Linked DNA regions of Mus musculus: region 2 is linked to region 1. The links are chromatin loops, found by intact Hi-C in ENCODE. Cell type or tissue: gastrocnemius. All regions are shown on one strand.

What was found. Peaks named below come from ENCODE experiments on the same cell type or tissue, not always from the same donor. Only the 100,000 strongest peaks of a DNase experiment are listed, where the experiment ranks them.
Region 2: it touches region 1 in a loop (2.8-fold over the local background); 24 of 42 quality-filtered maps call a loop at or near these places.

Annotation. Positions count from the first base shown.
Region 1 is chr13:113,033,929-113,037,928 of GRCm38, forward strand. Cdc20b (cell division cycle 20B) reads left to right here and starts at 1,451. Exons shown (of 12, transcript NM_001281487.1): 1 at 1,451-1,513; 2 at 1,786-1,848. The coding sequence starts at 1,451. Mir449c (microRNA 449c) reads left to right here and starts at 2,055; the gene lies at 2,055-2,163. Mir449b (microRNA 449b) reads left to right here and starts at 3,491; the gene lies at 3,491-3,570. Mir449a (microRNA 449a) reads left to right here and starts at 3,606; the gene lies at 3,606-3,696. In gastrocnemius, a CTCF peak has its summit at 2,199 (motif pointing left); DNase peaks (open chromatin) are centred at 504, 1,272 and 2,152; H3K4me3 peaks cover 1,781 bases.
Region 2 is chr13:112,984,452-112,988,451 of GRCm38, forward strand. It overlaps Ccno (cyclin O), which reads left to right and starts at 3,351. Exons shown (of 3, transcript NM_001081062.1): 1 at 3,351-3,833. The coding sequence starts at 3,447. In gastrocnemius, no CTCF peak of the experiment used is centred here; DNase peaks (open chromatin) are centred at 1,691, 3,242 and 3,778; H3K4me3 peaks cover 1,472 bases.

The DNA of each region.
Region 1 (4,000 bases):
GTTTTGGTTGACATTCTCCAACTGGCCATTAAACAATATACCTGACTCATGCAAAGATGGTTCACTTTGAGTCTTAATGCTTGCAGAAGGGATTTCCTGGGGCTTGGAATGAGTAAGCATTTGATCACACTGCAAGAAAAGTAGCATTCTTGTGGGGTAAGAAAGATATTCTAATACAAGCATTCTGACAAATCTCATGTGGGGTTACCAGCACACATTTTCAACCGTTGTCATTGGAACACTGGGAGCTGGGTTGCTACGAAGCCGGTATTTCTTGAATTTTCAGACGTACTAGAGTGGGCTTAAGTTATTGAGCAGTTTGAATCTCCTAGCCCCAGCATGCACAAAACAACTTATTAGAGTTAAAATGCAATCTGCTGTCACTTTGGGATGGGGACCTGGGAGCAGAGAACCTGGCTGCTGGACCTCCTAGGTTGCTCAGACAGTTTAGTCTCCTGCCATATGGCCCAGCTTGCCTTGGCAGCTCAGATGGGCAGGCAAGGCTGAGCAGCCCATCTGGCTCCCTGTCTGTCAGTCGTCTCCAGGTCCCTCCAGACCCTCGAGCAATTTCATGATCGATCCAGTCCTAGGCCTGGTCAGCTGTCTCACTGGCTTTCCTTGGCTCTTTCCCTCTCTCACAAACTTCCTGCTTATGAAGTAGCTCCCAAGATCCAGCAAGAGAACTTGGCCAGTTCCCCAATTCCCCAAGTGGACAGTGCGGATAATTTATTAATTGGAAATGTCAACGCATTTCTCGGCAGCCTAGACACCCCCCCCCCCTTTTTTGAGTTTGAGTTTGAAGACAGAGGAGTTAACATGCTCATTGAGAGACATGTTTACGTTCAGGAATTTTCACAAGCGATTATCACTAAGCAGTAAACAGAAGGGTGAGAATTACTGCACGCGTCCAAATTTGATAATCAGGGTGGGGTTGAAGAAAAGGAGAGGGGAACGGAAAAAAAGGATTAGAGTCAGTTAGGACGAAACGTTTTTGCTTTTGAAAACAACAGTGAACTCCAAAAACCCCGCTTCTCTACCCGCCGACTCCGCACCTCCTGCGGGCTCGGGCAGGAGGCTCAGGCCCGCCACTGCTCGCGGCAAAGCTTGGCGCTGCGGCGCGCGCCGCTCGGGAGGCCCAGTGCGGGGGCGCGGGTAGGAGGGCGGGACCCGAGCGAGCACCCCGACACCCCAGACTTGACGTCATCGAGGCGCTGGCCTGTGGCGGGACCGACGGAAGGAGGTTCCCGCTTTGATTGCCGCCCCGCGGGCTTTTTAAAGGTTACCCTGGGGAATACGCTCCAGGAGCTGTGGGAGGAGCGAGGGTCTCGGGGGTAGGAGGGCAGGTTTGATGGGTTTAGGGGGACGAGGCTAGCGGTTTGGGAAGTCGTGGTCCTGCTTAGCCCCTGAGGGGGAGAGGCAAGGCGTCCAGGAACAGCGCACTCACTCGGAGATGGAGTGGAAACTGCAACGCACCGCCCGGAGGAAGATCCGGACGGAAGAAGAGATGTTGTGGGTGCGTACCATCCTTTTCTTTCTTGACCCAACCCTCCCATGGGGCTTCTTGCAGAAGGTACGGTTTGTAATACCCAGTAAGGACCAAAAGATGCCATGAAATTCTACAGCCTAGTTTAAATTTTGAACGGTGTGAAATTTAAGTTCTGGAGATACCTGGTTGCTTTAGAAAGAATGAGTGAATCAGCAAACCCAGGATTCAAAACAATTCCCCACTCTCCGTGACGATTTTCCTAGAGTTTTCTCCCTTCTTATGTTAATCTATTTCCAAAGGAGAACATCATGCGGGTGCTCGCCAACGGCATGAAGCAGCAGCGAAATCAAGGTTCCCCCAAGGTGAGTTTTCTGGGCTTGCCCTTCTGTCTTCATTCTGATCTCGAGCAAATTAATTCTTGCTATAGAAGGCATTTGCAGGAATTATGGGAGAATTAATACAAATTAAAAACCTTTACAGAATCTGAAGACTTAAGAAATGGATTCTCACAACTGATGTAGCTACTTATACCTGCTTAGCGGGCGCTTCCCAGTGTCCGGCTCCACAGAGGATGAAGTGTGGGTGTGTCAGGCAGGCAGTGCATTGCTAGCTGGCTGTTAGAACTTTATCCCAACAGTTGCTAGCTGCACTACCCTCTGCTGCACTCAGAAGCATGCAAAGACGTGGAAATAGTGCCATCTGGTGGATAAGGAGGTGTCTTCAAGACAGCTACTAAAAGCTGGATCCAATATAGTATTTCTGCCCCTTAAAGCTCTAACCCAAAGCTTGCAGTTCTTTTTAAAAGAGTGTTCTTTTGAAACTCATTTTTATTACCTTGTGTTTATTTACCTGCACTTATATCTGTGCATCACGTGTGTGCGTGGTGTCCGCGGAGCTCAGAAGAGGGCTTCTGATCGCCTGGAACTGGAGTTTCAGGCTTTTGGGGGCCGCCCTGTTGGTGTTGAGAATCTAATCTGTGTTCTCTGGAGGAGCAGCCAGTGCTCTTTTCAGCCGCTGAGCCATCTCTCCAGCTCCTGTACTTTCTTTAATGGATGAAAAAGTTAAATCCTCATCTGACTCACATCTCTAGCACCACTTACTTCTCTTTACACCAAATAGCCCACATGCTTTTAAATTTAGATTATTAGCTAAAATCTCACCATTTGAATATTTTTCTAGATAACATACATTTTTCTATATTCAATCAGTGACGCTTGAAATCAAATATATAGCTGGCCTTTTAAAATGCAGTGACTAATGTCACCTATAGAGAAATAACATTTAAAAGCCTTTACATTGTGTCTTTAGTTATGTTTCCTGCCCAAATTATTTTATCTTCTAGATACTTTACTGCCTAATTCAATTGAACTTTTGTTAATTCATTTTTACTTTGCTAACATCTTTAACTTAACATTAAATTTGGAAAACCCAAGTATAAGAATACAGAGTTCTTAGTCAAGCACTTAATGCCAGCACTTGGGAGGCAGAGGCAGGTGGATCTCCCGGCTCCAGGCCAGCCTGGTCTACACAGCAGTTCCACATCAGCCAGGGCTACAAAAAAAAAAAAAAAAAAAAAAAAAAACACAAAAACAACCTGTCTAGAAAAAAATTAGCCAATCAACCCCCCACCCCCAAGGGGGAAAAACAAACAAAACATCAAAAACCACATTTAAAGTTCTTAAAAGTTTTTTTTTTTAAAACATGGGTATAGCTTGGTAATATAAATTTTGTTTCTTATAGTTTAGGAGACATTAAACAAGGTTTCTCTATAAATCCTCTTCAGTTACTAAGATTAGAGTTCTGGGGTTGGCAAGAAGGTTCAGTAAAGGCACTTACTGCCATGCTATCCCAGGAATTCACATGGTGGAAGGAGAAAACTGGCTCCCTCAGAGTTCCCTTGCTCTCCGTATCCACGCCACCACACTCCAGCAGCTCTGCAGCAGTGTCTTTCTGTTAGAAACTTAGCCTCAGCCACTCCACAGACTGTGAAAATCCGAACTTGCCAGACTCGGGTAGGCAGTGTTGTTAGCTGGCTGCGTTGGGTCAGGCCAGCAGCCACAGCTACCCTGCCACTTCCTTCTGGCTGGGTTCTTCTTGTTAATGAGGTGCGCTGTCTTGCCTGTGTGTGATGGCTTGGCAGTGTATTGTTAGCTGGTTGAGTATGTGAGCGGCACCAGCTAACATGCGACTGCTCTCCTATTGCACACACAATCACCACCAGCATGCATTTACAGCTCATGTATGTGCTTTGCCATGAAGAGGGGTACTATTATGATAACAGCTATTAGTGGCTTGGGGTGACACAAGGACATATTTATAGCAGTGAAAGTACTAACCATTGTTACTTTAAAAACTCAAGTAATATTTTCTGAGTCCTAGCTTGACATTATCAAAGCATTTATAAAGTTATGTGTTTGTTGTTTTAACACAAGATTTAGAATAAAATGGAAAGCCTTGTGTATTTGCCCAAGTTTCCAACTAAATCAGTTTCATGATAGAGTAGAGCAGGTCTCT
Region 2 (4,000 bases), 49 kb before region 1:
TCAGATGTGTATTTTACTGCCTATGACCTCAGTTTTTACCTCTGTGTGCCTCATCTCTAAGAATGGCTATAACACCAGAAGCTGAACTGTGGAGCTGCTGTAAGACTGAAGCATAGCCCTATGCACAGATAGATATACACAGAGAATAAAGTACTTGCCACATACCCTTTATGTAATTATTAGCTATAACTTTCCAGCTTCTGTCCTCCTCTTCTCTGCAAGGGCCATTCTTCGTTAGACAGGCCCTTATACACATCTGCAGATGTCCCAGGACTGCTGCCAGATCCTCCTACAGCCTGTTTTTACTTAGAATACTCTTGTCCAGCCCTCCTCTTCTGCCTCCCTCCCTCCCCCCTACCTTGGTTTTTACCATCAATTTTTCATTACTCTTTCCAGAACAGTGAGGCTGATCCTGCTGTGAAGTTGCAGGGCTCAGTTGAATTTGAATATCAGATAAAAGAATAGTCTGTTGGGGGTTGGAAGATGGCTCAGAGGTTAAGAGCACTGATTGCTCTTCCAGATGTGCTGAGTTCAAGTCCCAGCAACCACGTGGTGGCTCACAACCATCTGTCATGGGATCTGATGCCCTCTTCTGGTGTGTCTGAAGACAGCTACAGTGCACTCATATATATAAAATAAATAAATCTTTTTTTTTTTAATTTTATTTATTTATTATATGTAAGTACACTGTAGCTGTCTTCAGACACCAGAAGTGGGCACCAGATCTCGTTATGGATGGTTATGAGCCACCATGTGGTTGCTGGGATTTGAACTCAGGACCTTCGGAAGAGCAGTCAGTGCTCTTAACCGTTGAGCCATCTCTCAGCCCCAATAAATCTTTTTTTAAAAAATCTTTAAAAGATAGCTTGCTGTTCCATATAGTACAGTGTTTCAGGTAATTATCAGATAAACATTTTTCTCTTGTAGATATGTCTCATACAATTTCTGTGACATCCTTATGAGAAATGCATTTGTTGTTTATCTGACATTTGAATTTAAATTGATATCTTGGTCCCCTCCCCCATCACATTTCAGTCCTTTTTTGTTTGTTTGGTTTTGGTTTTTTTTTTTTTTTTTTTTTTGGCCTTTTCTGAGACAGGGTTTCTCTGTGTAGCCCTGGCTGTCCTGGAACTCACTCTGTAGACCAGGCTGGCCTTGAACTCAGAAATCCACCTGCCTCTGTCTCTGTCTCCCGAGTGCTGGGATTAAAGGCGTGCACCATCACGCCCGGCTCACATTTCAGTCCTTTAAGAATGGCACATGGCTCTTTGTTTATCCCACCTGAACACCAGCTCCTTGCAGGTTCCACACAGCAGGCGACACAGCAAGCACTCTGCCAAAGCTGAATAATAGGTCCTTCAAGCTGAGACTCAGGCAGTGTCTGTTGGGATTGACTCTAAGTACAGGCCTTGGGGGAAAAAAGTCTGTTCAGCATGGAGAGCCTTACCACACACAGATGGCCTGATCAGTCTTCAGTTTCCCCCAGCAGAACAACATTCTTGACCCCCCTGGATCAGGTTCAAGAGGACTCTACTATTTTGCATTTAAAAAGGACTTTCTCTTCAAGAGGGTCTCCCAACAACTGGAGTGGGAGCCGTCCCTGACTGTTGTCTGCTTGTGGCTGCCTTGTCTGGCCACAGCGGGAGAGCTTGTGCCCAGGCCTGCAGGGGCTTGGTGTGTCAGGATGGGTTAGTACTCAGAGGGAGAGGGCGGCCCCTTCTCAATGCAGGGAAGGAGGGGGAAGGGGCGATGTGAGGCGGTAACTGAGAGGAGGAGGAGCTGCGATAGGGATGTAAAGTGAATAAATAAAATAAATTAACGGGGGGGGGGGGAGTTTCAAGATTTCTCATCGATGTTACTTGACTCGCAAGGCAAGTAATATCCTTTTACAGACGACGAAATGGAGACCGAATAATGTCTTGCTGAACAAGATCATTAAATAGGTACACTCTGGATCCTACTGATGAGGTGCTTTGTGCTCTTTCCCGCTGGACCAAGAGGCAGAATCAGAGAGTTCCTAGATCCTTCCTCCTCACCCAGAAAACTCTTCTAGGAAGAGGTCTGCTATGTGGCCCCCTTGCTGTGGATTCGGTTGATCTCCCCGTAATGTTACCCATCAACAGCCTGAGAGGAGACAGAAAGCCAGGCACTTGCATGTAGAAAACTCCTCTCAGGTGATTCTCAGCAACCCCGCGTCACACAAGTGCTGCAATTTAAAGCGCCTTCAGAATCACAGAGAATAGAAACGGAGGCGAGAAGCTGAAATCCAGCCCTTTCCCCTCACCTGCTTCTCTGGCAAGTTTCTAGGGGGAGGATTTGCACGTGGACTCCAACAATTTCCAGCTGTCTTTGGAATCAGTGAGGACGGCCGCGTGTGCAGAACTCACAGCGCCTTAACGTCTCTTTTAGATCAGGACCGGAGTTTGGAGTACACGGGTTGAGAATGGAGAAGGTGTCACATTCTACCTTTCTCTCTTGTCCCCGCGCCTCCCCCTCCCCCAACTCTGCATTCCTTTGATTTCCCTCCATCCTACCCTGGGCACAAAGAATAACCTAGAAAGGTAGAGGGTTAAAAGCTAATGACCCAAAGCAGAACACACTGTGAGCAATTCCACAGAAATGCCACCTGTGACATTAAGGCCCTAAACGGCTGCAGCCTTGGCGTGTTTGGCTCGGGATGAAAAGTGCGGGGCAAAGTATCCAGAGGGCAGCGGGCTTGTGCGACGGTCATTTGAAGTAACTTCCTACGTTTTTGGATCACAAATACCTGTCTGACAGGACGGGCTCCCACATACTTAACAGACGTTAGCGACGCGCCAAAGTTCTCCTTCCCTGGGCCAGCGGAATGAAATAAAATAGTCGCAAATCAAGTCCTTTTATGGGTCACTGAAGAAAACCTAGCCTGATCTTGGTCCGGAGCTCAGAGGCGGACCCACCTGGATGAGGGTTGGCATAAAAGATGATCACACCAGGCCAGACAATCTAACCAAGGACCAGGTTCCCCGGAGCAGCCTTTCCCTTTTTCCGGGGGCGGCTGAACCGCTCAGACGGCCCATGGCTCCCCTAGGTGGCCAGTGATCTTTACGCTCTTCCACCGAGCTCAAGCAGCTGGCGCCAGGACCCGGGCTGCGGTTGCCACGGTGACGACAGACGCGCGGAGCCTGCAGCTGAAGGCGGGTGAGAGGCGGGAGTTGCAACGCCTCCTCCCCCTGCAACCAGCGCGGGGGCCACGCGTTGCTCGCACGCGAGGGGTGTGGCTCTGCCTCCGGGAAAGCGCGGCCCGTGGGCGGCTCGGGGCTCAGCCAGTGAGAGGCCGGGGGAGTGGTGGAGGGAAGGCACAGTCCGGGTACTTAGAGCTGCGCCGCCAGCGGGACCGGATCTTCCTCGCAGCTCTCGCGCCGACGCTCCGGGCGTCGTAGACGCTAGGAGCGCTACCCGATTGTAACATGGTTACCCCTTGCCCTGCCAGCCCGGGCAGCCCCGCCGCGGGAGCCGGGAGGCGAGACAGCCACCAGAACCTCCGCGCCCCAGTGAAGAAGAGCAGACGCCCGTGCCTCCGGAGAAAGAAGCCGCTGCGGCCGCTGAACGCGTGTTCGCTCCCGGGAGACTCGGGCGTCTGTGACCTTTTCGAGTCCCCCAGCTCCAGCTCGGACGGCGCCGACAGCCCCGCAGTGTCTGCGGCGCGGGACTGCAGCTCCCTACTCAACCCTGCCCAGCCCTTGACAGCGCTGGATCTCCAGACCTTCCGAGAATACGGCCAGAGCTGCTACGACTTCCGAAAGGCGCAGGAGAATCTTTTCCACCCGCGGGAGTCGCTGGCGCGCCAGCCACAAGTGAGGCGCTGGCAAGAGCCAGACCCGGGGCCGTCGCGCTTCTGTCTCTCCCAGGCTAGCTCGCTCTCTCCATGGCTGCTGGCTGCCCTTCGCACAGCCCTAGTCATTGCAGCCCATTATCTGCCATCAGTAGGAGCAATTGGGACCTTCAAGGATTGGCCCACTGA